Regions from separate parts of the Homo sapiens genome. Here region 2 is linked to region 1. Evidence: read pairs that join two places in POLR2A ChIA-PET (ENCODE). Cell type or tissue: K562. All regions are shown on one strand. Each heading gives the region's core, and the rest is flanking DNA. Links, peaks and the distances in the headings are about the cores only. Region 1 overlaps STPG1 (sperm tail PG-rich repeat containing 1). Region 2 overlaps MYOM3 (myomesin 3).

Region 1 (8,327 bases), core at 110-8,109:
CTCCATGCCCTCATCTGTAAGGTGGGAATAATTCCTGCCTCGTAGGATTTTGCTTTCAGAATTAAAAATACATGTTTGGCTGGGCGCAGCAGCTTGCGCCTGTAATCCCAGCACTTTGGGAGGCCGAGGTGGGCGAATCACTTGAGATCAGGTGTTCGAGACCAGTCTGGCCAACATGGTGAAACCCTGTCTCTACTAAAAATACAAAAATTATCCAGGCATGATGGTGCACGCCTGTAATCCTAGCTACTCGGGAGGCTGAGGCAGGAGAATCACTTGGACCTGTGAGGCCCAGATTGTGGTGAGCCGAGATTGCGCCACTGCACTCCAGCCTGGGTGACAGAGTGAGACCCTGTCTCAAAAAACAAAAAAAGTAAATAAAATATATGTTTGGCATTGGCATTGCAGCTGGTGACTCAAAATTAACACAGATTTTTAAAAGTAAATACAGGGATTTTTGTTACCCTGTTTAATATCCTACACATTTTATATTACTCTCACCTAAGAGGCTCAAATACTCACAGAGCTTATTTATTTCTCGAATGGTTCTAGAACTTCTGGAACTAACTGCAGTTAGGGTTAGTCCTCCTGTTACCATCTCAGCTCTCACCCATGCGTAGCCCCTCCAGACAGAGCTGGCCACTGGGAGGGCTGGCCAGGTGGGACCAACAATATATCCTCTTGGGCCCCTCCAGAGAGATCAGGCAGGTGTTAGGAGCCATAGCCACAGTGGGTCAGAAGTCCAGGCAACCCAGGGAGGCTGCCAACATTGGGCATAGTCTGATCATCAGCCTAGGGCAAGGGGACCACAGTTAGAGAGAGGTGCAAGTTGTGAATCTGCCAAGTCGAACTTAAGATCTGGAGAGGGGATTGAGACCTCAGCTGGAATCCACCAGAGGAGTCCCTTCTGCCCTCCAGGTCTAGGGCTCTGCAGGCTGGCCTTGTACAGGCTGTAGGGCTAGGGGCTGGGGCAGGCCAGTCTCCAGGAACAGCTCTGTCTCTGGAAAGTCTCTCTCCAGAGACCTCCCGCCTCCAGGCTGGCATGCGGCATCTCTACAAGTAACTATTCCCTTACTCTGCCAGAGAAAGAGTGGTCAAGAGGACAGGTGTTGGAGTTGGCCGACCAGAGTATGAATCCCAGCTCTGTACCTTCCAGAGACTTCTCCTCTCTGAGCCTCAGTTTTATGTTATTAAGTAGAGATAAGGATCTTATCTCGTAGGGATTCCATGAAGATTCGATGAGAAGATGTTGGAAAATAGCTATTACCGGTTGGGCATGGTGACTCACGCCTGTAATCCCAGCATTTTGGGAGCCCAAGGCAGATGGATCACTTGAGGCTAGGAGTTTGAGACCAGTCTGGCCAACATGGCAAAACCCCATCTCTACTAAAAATACAAAGCTGGGCGTGGTGGAGGGCGCCTGTAATCCCAGCTACTCAGGAGGCTGAGGCAGGAGAATTGCTTGAACCGGGGAGGTGGAGGTTGCAGTGAGCCGAGATCATGCCACTGCACTCCAGCCTGGGTGACAGAGCAAGACTTGGTCTCAAAAAGAAAGAAAATAGCTATTACCCTTATAATGATAGCTGTGGTTATTGTATATCCTATAGACCTACTAGGCTATATTATACAATACAGCTGTTATTTGGCATGGCAGCTCAAGCCCCCAGCCCAAATTTGGAAGCTTCTTCAAGGAAAATGGTGAAATAACATAAGAGTGGAGGATGCTCAATTTTTAACTGCTTTATCTGGAGAAATATCTTCTGGCTTTTGCTCAAGTTTGAACAGGTGGTTTGAGATCGTTCTTATTTTATGGCGTTTGCATTTGTCAGTCAGCAGACTCTATAGATTTCTAGTTCTGTACTGGAGGCTCAGGTGAACAGGACACCACGCCTCCAGCCAACCTCATCTGGGAACAGCCTCGAAGCCAGGTGGAGGAGCCTGCAGCAAAATGCCGGGTTAGGTGGCCCCAGGGGTGTATGGCCATGTACAACCCATGGGGCCGTCTTCCCACTGGGCAGTGCAGCGGGACTGCGTGTCTGGGGCTTCTAGGGCTCGCTGGCTCTCTGTCAATGCTTCACAAATAAAAGGTCTTTGGTTAATAAGTCTGAGAAGCACTGCATCGTAACCCTCTGCCCCTGAGAACATCGCAGTCTGCACAGGCATCTTAAAGGCTCTGAGAAGGCCTGCAGTAAAGGAACCTATTAACCCGCTGTCTCCTAAACTTGGGTTCACCCTGATGAGGGGATGGTGCCCCAGGCTCTATAGCACGACATTTGTATAGCTGGCTCTGTGGTCTGGGGCTGCTCTGGGCACCTCTCTGGGTCTTCATTTCTCTATAAGCGAAAGAAGGGTGTCTGCATTTCTGACACATCAGAATCCCAGGTTTGCTCACCATGGACTCAGGAGAGCACACAGGGGACAACGAACGTGGAGCCAGCCTGGACCCACAGAGGAGGTCCAGATTATGTATTTTAAAATTAACGTGGGAAAGATGAAGCTAAGAAATTTATCATTTTATTTGGAAAGCAAGAAGATAAGACTGGTAGGCTTTGGACTATTCTAAAAAAAACATTTATCTGTTCCCGATGAATGATGAAGAAAATGATGTAATGAAAAGAAAAGACAGCTGAATATCAGAGTGTTGAGGAAATATCCAAAATCCAGTTTCTCAAATTCCAGTTCTGTTTTCTCCTGTGTCCCTGGAGGGAAGAGAGGGACAGGAGCTACACGGGTTCCTGAGGTCAGTAGACCCCTGAGGTGACCCCATCTGCATGCACCTTCCCTTAGGACTTTGTCCACATCAGAACTAATCCTCTTTAGCTCTCCACGGCTACGTGGAGCGGCGGTGACTTGCCGCCATGTTTCTTTCTCGGGAACACACGCGTGCCATGCAGGGGGAGACCTGCCCTCATCTGTCTTGGGTTGGAGTTGATGGGCTTCCCATTCTTGGGCAGAGTTACAGCTACAGAAATGCTTTTCTGGATCTGCTTTCTTCAGGGTGCAGGAAGCATCAGTGCAGATATGAATTCTCCCTGGAGTTTTTAGTCTCATGTTACTGGCCAAAAAATGTAAAGCCCAGCCGTGAGAGGATGGCTGGATATGACCAAAGCTCAGGAGGCCACCATTAGGGCAGGGAACGGCTGATCACGTCCCCTGAAGAGGCCATGGAGGCAGCGTGGGCAGTGGATTGATTAGCGTAGGCCCCAAAGTCAGTACCATGGAACCTCCACTTTCCCTGCTCACCAGCCCTGTGGGCCTGGGGGAAGGGAGGTCACTTAACTCCCAGTGGGTTCAAAGTCATCCTTGGTGAACCAGGATAAGAACACCTCATAATGTGGTTGTAAGGATAAAAGGAGATAACCCACAAAATTCACATGGTAACTTGTATTTTTATCAAAGCAGGTGAGCGGGTCCTCTGTGTCTTCCTAGGGTTTCTAGTGTGGCCCCGCAGGGCGGATGCTGTGCTTGGGGCTGGCTGTTTGTTAGCACTGGCATTTCTGAGCTCCTTAGCTAAAGGTCATGCCATCGGGTGTTCCTTGGCCATGGCCACCTTGCTGACTCAAAGCTAAGAGGACTTCTCAGCTTCCAGGGTGTCTTCAGAAGCAAAGTGAAGTATCAGCCAAGGTTTCGCTTCTGAGGTCTTCAATATCCGTCACAGTGATGACTCAATCACTTAGGGTGAGTCAGGGTGAGAGTTTTGGAGATCAAAATAGTTCCTCCTAGGCAATGCCTTCCAACTCATGCTCCCCAGCAAGGAGGTGCAACACTCAGGGCCATTTTTCTAACCCTTGATCTGCTTCCTGGAGTTTTAAGCCACTGGATTTGCACAGACACGCTGTCTTGTCACAGCTAGAGCTGAAAAATCAAGCCCCGTTGGCCCCACTCCAATTTTGGTAATTAGATTGGACCCACCCTAACTTCCCCTGGGATTTTCAATTAGATATGGGATGCTTCTTCCCAAGCAGCTGTAATCTGTCACCCGCTACCCTGTTAAACAGATACTGCATTCCACCCCAGAGGCAATCGGCTGCCCTTTAATGATGAGAAAAATTGCCCCTTTATCCCTCCCAACCCTGGGAATCCCTGAGGCGAGTGAATGTGTGCCTGGGAGTGTCTGGAGGGTCTCAGATGCTTTCCCCAAGTGGCCTGCTGAGTCCTCTAAGACATTCATTATTCTTAGGTGATTTGCAAACAGCTCACATTGGAAGCTGCAAACACACTTAATCCAGTTGTGGCCAACTCAGAGCCTTTGATAGATGTTTTCTTTCCACGGGGCAGGGCCAGGTTGGCTTTTATAACTGAGCAATGAGGCTCATAAAAGCCCTGGTCACAATGCACTGTGGGCTGCCCTGGGTTTGATCCAGCCTGACCTTTGTGATTTGTCAGCCCCACCTCGACATGGAGGGACCAGCCCTGGATGAGGATGAAACTGTCATGTGGGCCTCAGATGCCTGGGCTCCTTTACATGCTGCCAGCCCTCTGCTTTTCTCTGCACTTCAGCAAATGTTCCCGGGATAGGGCTAGGGGCCTCAAAGCTGAGGAAGACACAATACCTTCCCTTAAAGAGCTAGGCAAGTAAAAGCCATAGAAAATGCAACATTTTAAATGCAAAGTAATAGCCAGAATGTATTCAGGGGCCACATACTCTGAGCTGAGAGCTCTCAGATGTGACCTGCCGTCGTCCTTCCACCTCTCCTCCAGGTGGGTGTGTCATTCCGAGTTTACAGTGAAGTGCAGGCTGTTGACGGTGGTGGGGCTGGGATTTGAATCCAGGTCCCTCTGCCTCCAAAATCCATCTCCAAAACCCATGTTCCTCACTTGAGTCACAGGATGGGAACATTCAAGACAGTCAGGTGGGGGGTGGCGAGACAGGCGTGGGTGGAGGAGAGAAGTTTCCCTGGAAGAAAGTGAGAACGTCAAGAATTGAATTCGAGTTTGCAGGGAAAGTTGGTGTTTCTCACAGAAGGAACAGCAGGGACAAAGGCATGGAGTTGCTGAACTGTGTTGTGTTGGGTGTTTCTGGAAGGTAAAACGGAAGCAGCAGGACATGGGAGATTAGGCTGGATTGAGAGGCCATAAATAGATCTTGCCTTTAAGTTTTCATCAGGGTTTGTAAGTGGGGAGTATCAGAAGCAAGTGAACAACCCAGGAAATCACTGGTGAATGGAGGGTTGAAGGCAGTCTAGGTGCTCAGCGTCTGTCTCCTTGTGTCCCAATTCCTGCCATAACAGCTACAGCTTTCCCCATTCCATGCTTTTGCTCCTGCTGTTCCCTCTGCTGGAAATGCTCTTCCCCACCTGAAGATTTTCTGGATTTCTGGATGGATTTCTGGATTCATCTTGTTGGAATTAATGTCCCTCTGTCTCTGTCTCTTTCTCTCTGCTTTCAATGCAGTTTTTTATTTTAACCTCTATTCGAACAGATTTCATGTTTTTAAACAAATGTTACAAGTAAAGCACAATCTTCCTAACAATCTGGGTAGTAGGTATTATTTCCACTGTTTTACAGATGAGGAAATTGAGGCTTAAGGAGGTTAAGAGCCTTTTCTAAGAACACATAGCTGTTGAACGGGGAAGTGGGGATTCAAACCCAGCTCTGTCTGAGTGCAAAGCCTGTACTGCCTGAAGTTGTCACCAGTCATGGCTGTTGCTGGCAGCGGATTGTCAAGCCCTTAAGGACACTCAAGTCCGTGTCTTAGTACAGAACTGCCTGGATTCCCAAGCATGCCTGGCCCAGAATCCCACACATGGCTGGTGCTCATGAAAGATCCATAGTGCTAGGCTGAAGGTTCTGAGCCTCTCCTGGGCATACTGAAGGAGTGGAAGACAAGAAACCTCTCTAACCCATCTTGCCAAGAACACTGGTGAGTCATTAACTCAGCGTGCTCCAGCCTTCTGCAGGCTGTCCTTGGCTAAGAAAGCAGACACCTCATGGTTTTCTCAAAGAACAGGGTGGGAATCTTGGGCTTGGAGTGACCCAGACCAGTGATGGGGTGACCTCATATAATGGTTGATTTGTTCCAGCTGTAATTTCCAGGAATCAAACCTGTCTCTCCATGATGCCAGCCACAAACTCATCAAATGTCTGGAGGTGTTTTGAAGGGGGAGCCACAAGCCAGAACAAGGAGAAGCCAGCTTTTATTTATAAGGGGAGAGGTTGTTGATTACACCCTGTAACCAGTTCTTCCATGCAGATTCATAGCAAACAGGGAGGCAGCATGTCCCCCCTTTCCCTGTGGGTACCTTTGTTCTAAATATAAGCATCCACGCCAGCTGCTCCTCCACCACAAGATGTGAGCCCAAGCACATTTATGATGGCTTTCAGTGTCCTCTCTGACCAGGGGGGTGTCCCCTGCCTCAGCATGACTCTGGGGTGGAAGGGCCCTGTCAGTCTTTTACGAGGCTCAGTTGCCTGTCTGTCACCAAGCAGCACACATTGATGCTGACACAGGGATCATCAGAAGAATAACAACTACCTTTATTGAGCACCTACTATGTGCTGGTGCTCTACTAGGTGCTTTACATACCTTTTCTCTGTTCATTGTAACTCCTTTATAAAGTTAGTGTCATTGTTCCTTGCAATGCTGTGTATACTGACGCTAAGCTATAGAGAAATCAGGGGCCTTGTCTTACAGCCAGTAAGTGGCATGACTAGAATTCAGCCTCAGGTTTGTGTGTGACCCTTAAACTCAGTCCCCTCCGCCATCATGCTTTCTCCATATTGCTAGGTGCCAAACACTTGAGTTCTATGCCAGCATTCCTACAAAGGTGCCTATAACTGGATCGGTTACTTTGTCTCTCCGGACACCAACATTTTTAGAAAACTAAGGAGGTTGAAGAAGACATCACTTGGGTCCCCTCAAGCTCTCTGTGTTTAAGAAGTTGTTGGCTAAAGTGCAGTAGTGCCCCAGTGGCCAGGAATCCCAAGTCCCCTCCTTTGCTTGGATGGGCTGGCTCCCTTGGTCATTGAGTGCTGGGGGAAGCTGGGGAAGGCTCCCTTGGCCATTCAGTGCGGAGAACCTCCTCTCCCCTTTTGGTGAGAAGCCTTTTAGAAGAAGCCTTGGGTGTGAGCCAGAAGGAGGCGGCCCTTCTATTACATGGTTGGGAGAGTAGCATGATTCCTGTAACAAGCGCAGAAGTCTCTGACAACCCAGTGGAACTTTGAATCAAGGCCTGATGAAAGGTCACAGCAGGAAGGGACCTCAGAGGTCATCTTGTCCAACCCCTTCCTTTTACAGATGGGGAAACTGAGGCCCAGAATGAGTTAGTGACCAAGCTAGGACTCAAGTACAGGTCCGGTCTTTCATTTCATGTCTCAATATCAGAGATAAAAGATAGACTCCCTTTCTGGAAGGAGGGGAAGACAGACTTGAAAACAATGGCGGTGTGAGTGGTAAAGGGTTATGCAGAGTCTCTTGATTTCCAGCCCGGTGCTTTTCCACTCCTGCCTCCTGCCTCCCCAGGATGATATTTAGTAGGATTCTGGAATGTCAATGTTACAGTGGCCTCTAAAGACCTGCTGGTCTTGGGATGGCAAATCTGTGGAATGTGGGATGCTTCTTTCTCTTCCCTGACCATGGCAGGCATCACAAGTGGGTCACTAAGGCCTCTTCCCATTGAGTCCATATGAGGCCTCAGTTTTTTTCACAGAACTCCAGCCAGGCACTACCAATCAATCAGAGTTGGCACATGAGATATACACGGCCTGCCATTTCTGGTTAGCTCCACATCTCCAGCAATGCACACTGAGCTCTCACTGTGTGCCAGGCCTATCCTGAGTACTGTGTTTTAGGTACGTCATCTCATTTATCCTGACAACCCTGACCTCAAAGTAGGTCCCATCATGATTGCCATGTGCAGATGAAGAAACAGATCCAGGGGTCCCCAGCTCACTACCAGTGGAGCTAGGGCTCTGCCCCAGTGCCGTGACCAGTCCTCTTCCAGACAGCTTGCTGCTGTGCAGGTCTTGGCTGTGTCTAGAAACTGTGCCTTCCCCACTAGACTGCCTTAGTGACATCTTCCCGTTTTATCTTTCCCAAAGGAAAAACCCCATCCTGAACTTCTCTGCTCAGCCTTCGCCTCTGCCTCCGAAGCCACCTTTCCCAGGTCCTGGTCAGTATGAGATCGTGGACTACTTAGGCCCCCGCAAGCATTTCATCTCTAGTGCATCATTCGTGTCCAATACCAGCCGGTGGACAGCGGCGCCGCCTCAGCCAGGCCTGCCTGGCCCAGGTCAGAGGATTGTTTTAAATGATTGTAAAAACCAAATCTTCTGGAACTGTTTGTCATTCTTGGGTCATCAAATGCCATTGATTTATAGGTTGTTTC
Region 2 (8,327 bases), core at 84-8,083, 280 kb after region 1:
TGCAATGCAGGTGTGGGAAGCTCTGGAGCCGCGTTGTGGACAGGCTGGACGTGAGGTCTCGGTAGGAATCCGGGTGGAGAGGTGAGGAGGCAGATGGGGCAGAGCCCCATGCTCAGGGGCAGCCTGGGCTGAGTATAGAGGATCATGAGAGCACACGGGCTGGGGACAGAGATCATGGGAGGTGACCAGCACAGAGCCGGTCTGGGCGACCAGTTAGCCAATGTGAGTCCCTCTGTTTCTTCAGTCAGTCATAGGTAGTGGCACCTGGGAGGCCATCAGCTCGGAAAGCCCTGTGAGATCCCCGAGATTCGCCGTTCTGGACCTGGAGAAAAAGAAGTCGTATGTCTTCAGAGTGCGAGCAATGAACCAGTATGGCCTGAGCGATCCCTCGGAGCCCAGCGAACCCATCGCCTTGCGGGGCCCGCCAGGTACCCTCCTGATGCCGGGGGTCGGGGAGGAGGCAGGCCAGGCCAGGCTCAGGACCTGAAGCTGCAGGGACAAAGCCCTGCCCACTTCCCTGTCCCCGCTCCCTTCTACCCATCATGAAGCTGAAAAGCAATTTGATCTCAGGCCTGGGGAGTTTTAAGACATCAGAAATCACATTTCTCTGGGCAGAAGGCTCATGGAGGGAGAGAGCCTTCTGCCTTTTTCCAGATCAGCAATGCATGGGTTAGAGTGCACAGCTGGGCCCTGCACAGCAGCTGTGCAAGCAACTGGTCCCTCCGTTCCACAGGTCTCTGGCCTGCCCCTAGATCCTGCAGCTCACTCCCAAGCAGCCCCCTGCTCCTTGTCTGGTGGGGGTTGAGCTGTCCCACCTGAGCCCTGGCTTACCAGGCAGGACACCACTCACCTGCAGCATAACGGGGGACCTGGGAGAGTCATTTCCAAGCTGCACACCTTGCTGTCCTCAACTGGCAAACCCATTGTTCTAAAGGGCCCCATCACTGCTCCCACCTCTGGCTCCTTCCTGAGTCTCCCAACTGCAACTGCATCCTGACCCCAGCTTCCCAGGGCTCCCACCTCTGAGGCCTCTGGATTCTGAGGTTCTTTACCCTCTCATCAGATTCCCCGTAGCTGCCATCACAATCAGCCCTTTAAGGAACCTTGCTACAGTACCACCTATGCAAGAAAAGCCTGGTTTGCTGAAGGTCCCATTTGGGGAAGATTTCAAAGTTCTAGATTTGTTCTGCTTCAATAATTTAGAGGGGAAAAAATACACACGCGCACACACACACACACATACACACACGGCACATATGAACAAGTTGGTGAGCAAGTGGTGCTTTTCTTTACTTCTGGTTAACATTTGGATTTGATTTGGGGCCTGGCCAGTGAGCAATTAGTCATCAGATGTGGGCAGTCTCTGGACCATAAACCACACTTAAATTGTACCAGGCAAGGCTCTGGTATAATTCAGAAAGGAAGGGAGGGCAGGGCTAGAGGTGAAGCCTTCAAACAGGTGAGGGATGAAGACCTGGGATAGGCAGGACCCTTAGGAATAAGAAGAGAGGAGAAAAAGTGGAGCAGGTCAAGGAACAGAAGCTTGGATGAGTCCAACGTTTGGGGGCCAAAAGAAAATAGAGAACAACCAAAGGATGTGTAAGGAGTTTAGAAATAAAAAGAGAACTAGGAAGATCATGCACCTGCCATCCATCAGTCCATCCATGCATCTGCCCATCAGTCCATCTATCCATCTATTCATCCATCTATCCATCCATCTATCCATTTATTCATCCATGTATCCACCTGTCCATCCATCCATCCATCCATCCATCCATCCATCCATCCATCTATCCATCCATCCATGCATCCATTTATTCATCCATGAATCCACCTGTCCATCCATCCATCCATTCATCCATCCATCTATCCATCCATCCATCCATCCATTTATTCATCCATGTATCCACCTGTCCATGCATCCATCTGTCCATCCATCCATCCATCCATCCATCCATCCATTCATCCAACCAACCATCCATCCATCCATTCATTCAACCAACCATCCATCCATCCATTTAACAAGTTACAGCAGCCCCTATCTCAAAAAGCTTAGTTTCAGGGAGCCATGAAAATCAGTAGAGAAATTTCAAGGAAAGAAAACTGAGATTAAAGATAAGGACTGAGGAAACCTATCAGATTTGGTGACTTTTGAGTGAGAGAGAGTGTGTGTGTGTAAGGATGAATGAGTGAGTATGCTTTTGTGCTTTAGTGAGGAAGCAGAGATGCTCAGAGGTAAGGGGAGAGAGGACTTTTAGGATACACTTCTGGGCCTAGGGAAGAGGTCCCAAAGCCCCCAGCAGGTCAGGAATTCATGCACCTTGATTGCTGTGGGAGCTCCTTCTGGCCTCTCCCCATGCTCCTCCCCTTCCCCAGCCTGTCAGACCCATGTAACTCAGCCTTCTCATTCAGCCCATGTTTCTATTTTTTAGCTACCCTCCCTCCTCCAGCTCAAGTTCAAGCTTTCAGAGACACACAGACCTCTGTCTCCCTGACATGGGATCCTGTGAAAGACCCAGAGCTCCTGGGTTATTACATCTACTCCCGGAAGGTGGGGACATCTGAGTGGCAAACAGTTAACAACAAACCCATCCAAGGCACCAGGTACGTCTGCCCACCCGTATCAGTCTGTTCTCACACTGCTATAAAGACATACCTGAGACTGGGTAATTTCTTTTATAAAGAAAAGAGGTTTAATCAGCTCACAGTTCTGCGACCTATACAGGCTTCTTTTTCTGGGGAGGCCTCAGGAAACTTATGATTATGGCGGAAGGCGAGGGGGAAGGAAGCATGTCTTACATGGCGGGAGCAGGAGAGGGAGAAAGAGCAAAGCAGGAAGTGCTACACACTTCCAAACAAGCAGATCTCATGAGAACTTGCTCCCTATCTTGACAACAGCAAAGCGGACATCCGCCCCCATGATCCAATCTCCTCCCACGAGGTCCCTCCCCCAACACTGGGGATTACAATTCAACATGAGATTTGAGTGGGAGTACAGAGCCAAACCAGATCACCCCTCTTCCTGCACCAGGCATCCTTGAAAGGGGGCCATAATGATAATGAAGCCCAGCATTTCACAATATTTACCCTGCGCCAGGTACTGTTCTGGCATTTTTCATATGTGAGGTCATCTAGTTCTACCTGCAAGCCTAAATGTGTAGGACTATTATTTTTATTATTTTACAGATGAAGAAACTGAGGCATGGAGAGGTTACATAACTTGCCAAAGCCCCTTGTAGCTTAGTAAATGGCAGGACTGGGACTTGAACCCAGATGGTCTTTTTCAACAAACTTTGTTGAGAATGTGCTATTTGCAGGACTCCATGGATAGAGATGACCATGCCTTGGTCTCATCCCTCCAGGAGCTTAAACCCAGAGAGAGGTGGGGAGGGCAGAGCAGTGGAGAGCTTTGGAGCCAGGGAGGCCTGAGTTCAGGCTCCATACCACCCCTCACCCTTTCTGTATCAGTCAGGGTTCTCTAGAGGGACAGACTAATAGGATAGATGTATATAGGAAAGGGAGTTTATTAAGGACTATTGACTCACACAATCACAAAGTAAAGTCGTACAACCGGCTGTTTGCAAGCTGAGGAGCGAGGAAGCCAGTCCGAGTCCCAAAACCTCAAAAGTAGGGAAGCCAACAGTGCAGCCTTCAGTTTGTGGCCGAAGGCCTGAGAGCTCCTGGCAAACCACTGGTGTAAGTCCCAGTCCAAAAGCTAAAGAACTTGGAGTCCAATTTTCAAGGTCAGGAAGCATCCAACATGGAAGAAAGATGAAGGCCTGGCTGAGAAGAGCTCCCTGCAAAACAAGATTTGCTCTAGGAGAACGTTGATAGGTGAAGAGAGAGAAAGAGGTCCACAATTGGGTCTTATCAAGAAGGGACAGGATGAGAAGGACATTTTTCTCTAAGCTAGAGCATCCTTGCGTGTCTCTGGATGACAATTCTCTTTGAGGGCTCTGAAAGGACTCGGTGTTTTTGCATCCCAGCATTAGTGCAGGTATTAACAGCCACATGTTCTTTTTCAAGGACAAAGCCCAAAGTCTTGAAGATGTACCATGTGGCGCTGGGTTTGGGGTTGGCTGCCTTTGCTTTAAATTAGAACCTTTCCTAGCGTATTTGCGTTTTAAGGGTGGATCTGGAAAAGCAAACATCCTTTAAAACTCTTAGGTCTACCCCCTCCACGGTGTCATCTCAGGCATTGCCATGGGATCAAGGGCAATATTTTTAGGAAGAATTGACCTGAACCTTCAAATTCTACCACGCTGGTGACCACTTATTCCACAAAGTTGTTCTAGCAAGTTTGGGAATGTCTCCAGGCTGTTTGTACATCCATGAAAGCTGCACATTTCTCTCCCAGGTTTACAGTTCCCGGGCTGAGGACGGGGAAGGAGTACGAGTTTTGTGTCAGGTCAGTCAGCGAGGCTGGGGTAGGCGAGAGCTCAGCCGCCACCGAGCCCATCAGGGTCAAGCAGGCTCTGGGTGAGTCCAAGGGCAGGTCCAGCCTGCAAACCTCCCTGGGCTGGGCAGGGAGCTGGGGCTCATAGATCACATCTTGGAGGGCCCAGTCCTGGTGGCCAGTGGCACATACGCCCTCTGAGGGAAACTGGAGCTGGCCCTGGCTGCCCTTTCCTTTGGGAAGGAAGTAACCATGGCTTGAGGCCATGGGATGGGGCCTGAGCAGCTCTGGGGGGTGGGGAAGCCCTCAGACCCAGAAACCTGAGGCTCCGATGCCCTCCTGAGGCACAGATACTACTGGCTCAGGGAAAAACCCCTGGAGTAGGGCAGGCACCAACTAGAGGAGGCTCGTCAGCTCCCTCAGGCCCCACTGTCCAATCCAGCCACCCCTAGGGAGCAGCTGTCCTCACCTCCTTACCTCCCTGTAGCTACCCCGTCTGCCCCATATGGCTTTGCCCTCCTGAACTGCGGGAAGAATGAAATGGTCATTGGGTGGAAACCCCCCAAGCGTCGTGGAGGTGGCAAGATCCTGGGCTACTTCCTGGACCAGCATGACTCGGAAGAGCTGGACTGGCATGCGGTCAATCAGCAGCCCATCCCCACCCGGGTCTGCAAGGTAGGGCTGGAAGGTGGCCCCAGCCTGTGTCATGACTTGTTTAGCAGCGACCAGAGGGCACTGCTTGAGTCTTGGAGTCTGACAGAGGCTGACAGAAGTCTCAAGTTCCCCTGCCTCAGCCATCGAGATCATTTTCCAGTGCAGACCCACCTTGAACAGAACTGTTTAGAGCCACCAAGCTTGAGCTGGGATTGCTTGAGCTCAGGAGTTTGGGAGTTTGAGACCAGTCTGCAACATGTTCAAAACCCTGTCTTGACAAAAAATACAAAAATTAGCTGAGTGTGGTGGCACGCGCCTGTAGTCCTGGCTACTCGAGAGGCTAACACAGGAGGACTGCATGAGCCCAGAAGGTTGAGGCTGCAGTGAGCCATGTTCATGCCACTGCACTCCAGCCTGGGTGACAAAGTGAGACCATGTCTCAAAAAATAAAAATAAAAGCAAAGCCCCCACAGACCACCTGCTCTGAGTCCCTCCCGCACCACTGCTTCTGTTCCCCATCCCTCCTCCAGCCTCAGCCTCATAGTTTGTGTTTCTGCTCTTAAAGGTCAGTGACCTTCATGAAGGCCACTTCTATGAGTTCCGTGCCCGGGCTGCCAACTGGGCAGGTGTTGGCGAGCTGTCGGCACCCAGCAGCCTGTTTGAGTGCAAAGAGTGGACAATGCCCCAGCCAGGTGAGAGGCCTGCAGGCCTGAAGTCCAGTGCCTGCCCTTCCCTCCTTCCCAAACCTACCCAATGAGATGAAGGTTGCCGCTCTCCTCTATGCATTCAGGCTTGCACTGTTTGTCCTGCACCCCAGGCCCCTGGCCCTTGCACAAACCCACTCTATAATTCCTGACACAAATGGAGTCCTAAGCCTGTCTTAAAGGACCCCTGACCTGGGCCATCAACTGGCCCTGTATCCCCAGCACAAACTATTTCCCAACTCGAGAGCCTGCCTGCTTCTAGCCATAGACCAATCTCCAGCCCCAAAGGTGCACTGCTAGGGTGAGTAACTAGTCCTGGTTTGCCTGAGACTTTCAGTTTCCTACTGAAAATCCCAAGTCCCAGGAACCCTCTTAGTCTTGGACAAATGGACAGTTGGCCACCCTACCCACTGCTCCCATAACCCAGTAAGTCTTCTCACAAATGAGCCCCTCACCTCCCACTGAGGAAGGAGAATCACACCCTTCCATCATTTTGTTCAGCTCAGTTCTGTTTTCTACACAAAACCTCTACCTCAGTGGCAGATAACTAAAACATATGATGCTTTCGACAACCACAATTATAAACAACGAGTATTTATTGGGCCGTTACTAGGTACCAAACACTTTTCATAAATTATCTCACTAATGCTCACAAAAGCACTATATTATAAGAGCTATTATTATCCCCATTTTACAGACGAGGGGACAGGAACAAAGAGGCTAAGTATCTCATCCAGAGTCCCCATATCTGGAAGAGGTGGAGTTTTGACATGAACCCCAGAGGTCTGACTCTAGAAGTTACACTAGAGTCACTAAACACTGAAGCACTTTAGAAGGATTAATGCTGTCTGGGATGGGGATGGGGAAGGTCAGGGAAGCTACCGGGAGGAGGGGAGGCTGAGCGCATTTTGAAAAGTTAACCGTGGTTTCAGGCCCAGAGCCAGGCTTTGTCATGAAGCCAAGGTTGGCCCGGGCTTGGCGACACCCAGAACAGGCCCTTCCTGGCTTGACTGTGACTGAGGGATTGACAAGCTTGTTGACTGACTGCTGGGCTTGCTGCTTACCTGGCTGGCTGCCTGGCTGCCCAACTCACACATCTCTTCCCATCTCTCACTTGTCACAGGCCCCCCGTACGATGTACGGGCATCCGAGGTGCGGGCCACATCCCTGGTGCTGCAGTGGGAACCCCCACTGTATATGGGGGCTGGGCCTGTCACAGGCTATCACGTCAGTTTCCAGGAGGAAGGCTCTGAGCAGTGGAAGCCGGTCACCCCAGGCCCCATCTCTGGCACCCACCTGAGGGTAAGTTCTTATGCCTTCATCTTCTGACTGGCCCTGAGCCTTCCCTGCCACTAGAGCATCAGAGCTGGAATGACCTCCAGACATCACTGCTCTCACTTAATGGAAGCAGAGGACCAGAGAGGAAGAGCGATTTACCTAGGGTCACACAGCAAGTTGGAGGTAGGTCTGGCTGGCTGGTGCCCATATCCTGCTCCATGCTAGGCAGGTGCCTCCCTAAAGACTCACTTGGTATCAGCCAGGTATATCAGCATTTGCACATGTATATCCCTTGACCCAGCAATTCTGCTTCTGAGATTGAATTATAGACAGGTAATTAGGCAAACGTGCAAAGATCTAAGGACAAGGATGCTTCTTGTAGCCTTGTTTGTAACGGCCCAAGCTGGAAACAACTTAAACGTCCATTAGTAAGGGTGTTGCTTAAGTTAATCACAGTGTACCTTAAAAGTAGAATCCTGTGCCAGGCAGTATAAAGAATAAGGCAGTTAAAGGAACAAGACAGTATAAAGAATGGAGATGGGCAGGGCATGGTGGCTCATTCCTTTAATCTCAGCACTCTGAGGAGGCCGAGGTGGGAGGATTGCTCAAGCCCAGGAGTTCCAGACCAGCCTGGGAAACATGGAGAAACTTCATCTCTAGAAAAAAAAAAAAATAGCCAGGTGTGGTGGTATATACCTGTAGTCCCAGCTACTCGGGAGGCTGAAGTGGGAGGATCACCTGAGCCCACAGAGGTCCAGGCTGCAGGGAGCCGTGATCGTACCACTGCACTCCAGCCTGGGGGACAGAGCAAGACCCTGTCTCAAAAAAAAGAATGAGGTGGACCTACGTGCATGTATTGACACAAAAAGATATCCATCCTATATGGCTAAGAAAAACAAAGCAGAATACAGAGTAGGATATTTATATGTGAATAGCATATAATATATGTAACATGTTAGATATAATATAGATAAATAAACATGTATGCAGATACATGTTCCTTAATTTAAATGAGAAACAAACTCTAGAGTCTTTGGCTAAATGAGAGGTCTAGCAGAATCACTAGTTTTGTTCTGGAGTGATGGTTGTTTTAACTTCCACACATGCAGGAGGTAAGAAAATCACAAATAGTCTTCTCCTGGCCTAACCAAGACAACTCACAAATACTTAGACATATCAGGAAACAAAGAAGTCACTTGAAGCATTATTAACAGACACAAATTACTACCTTAGACAACCAATCAGAGTTAGACTTCCAGGTGACTGAAGGCCACTTTCACAGGCCATAGCGTCTA

Evidence for each region. ChIA-PET counts read pairs that join two places held together with the same protein. Peaks named below come from ENCODE experiments on the same cell type or tissue, not always from the same donor. Only the 100,000 strongest peaks of a DNase experiment are listed, where the experiment ranks them.
Region 2: POLR2A ChIA-PET joins it to region 1 with 6 read pairs; 2 of 35 experiments call an interaction of 5 or more read pairs at or near these places.

Annotation. Positions count from the first base shown.
Region 1 is chr1:24,360,755-24,369,081 of GRCh38, reverse strand. It overlaps STPG1 (sperm tail PG-rich repeat containing 1), which reads left to right. Exons shown (of 9, transcript NM_001199013.2): 8 at 8,041-8,231. It also overlaps a transcript of GRHL3 not described here. Among named protein-coding and RNA genes, the nearest start is that of GRHL3-AS1, 43 kb to the right of the region's middle. RefSeq lists enhancers at 3,755-3,804, 3,569-3,863, 3,066-4,265. In K562, for the core only: no CTCF peak of the experiment used is centred there; a DNase peak (open chromatin) is centred at 3,661; H3K27me3 peaks cover 5,596 bases.
Region 2 is chr1:24,078,745-24,087,071 of GRCh38, reverse strand. It overlaps MYOM3 (myomesin 3), which reads left to right. Exons shown (of 37, transcript NM_152372.4): 15 at 245-428; 16 at 2,433-2,604; 17 at 4,358-4,479; 18 at 4,884-5,071; 19 at 5,616-5,742; 20 at 6,878-7,056. It overlaps MYOM3-AS1 (MYOM3 antisense RNA 1), which reads right to left. Exons shown (of 3, transcript XR_001737930.2): 2 at 5,222-5,318; 3 at 3,717-3,797. Among named protein-coding and RNA genes, the nearest start is that of MYOM3-AS1, 16 kb to the right of the region's middle. RefSeq lists an enhancer at 4,790-5,291. In K562, for the core only: no CTCF peak of the experiment used is centred there; no DNase peak of the experiment used is centred there; H3K27me3 peaks cover 5,919 bases.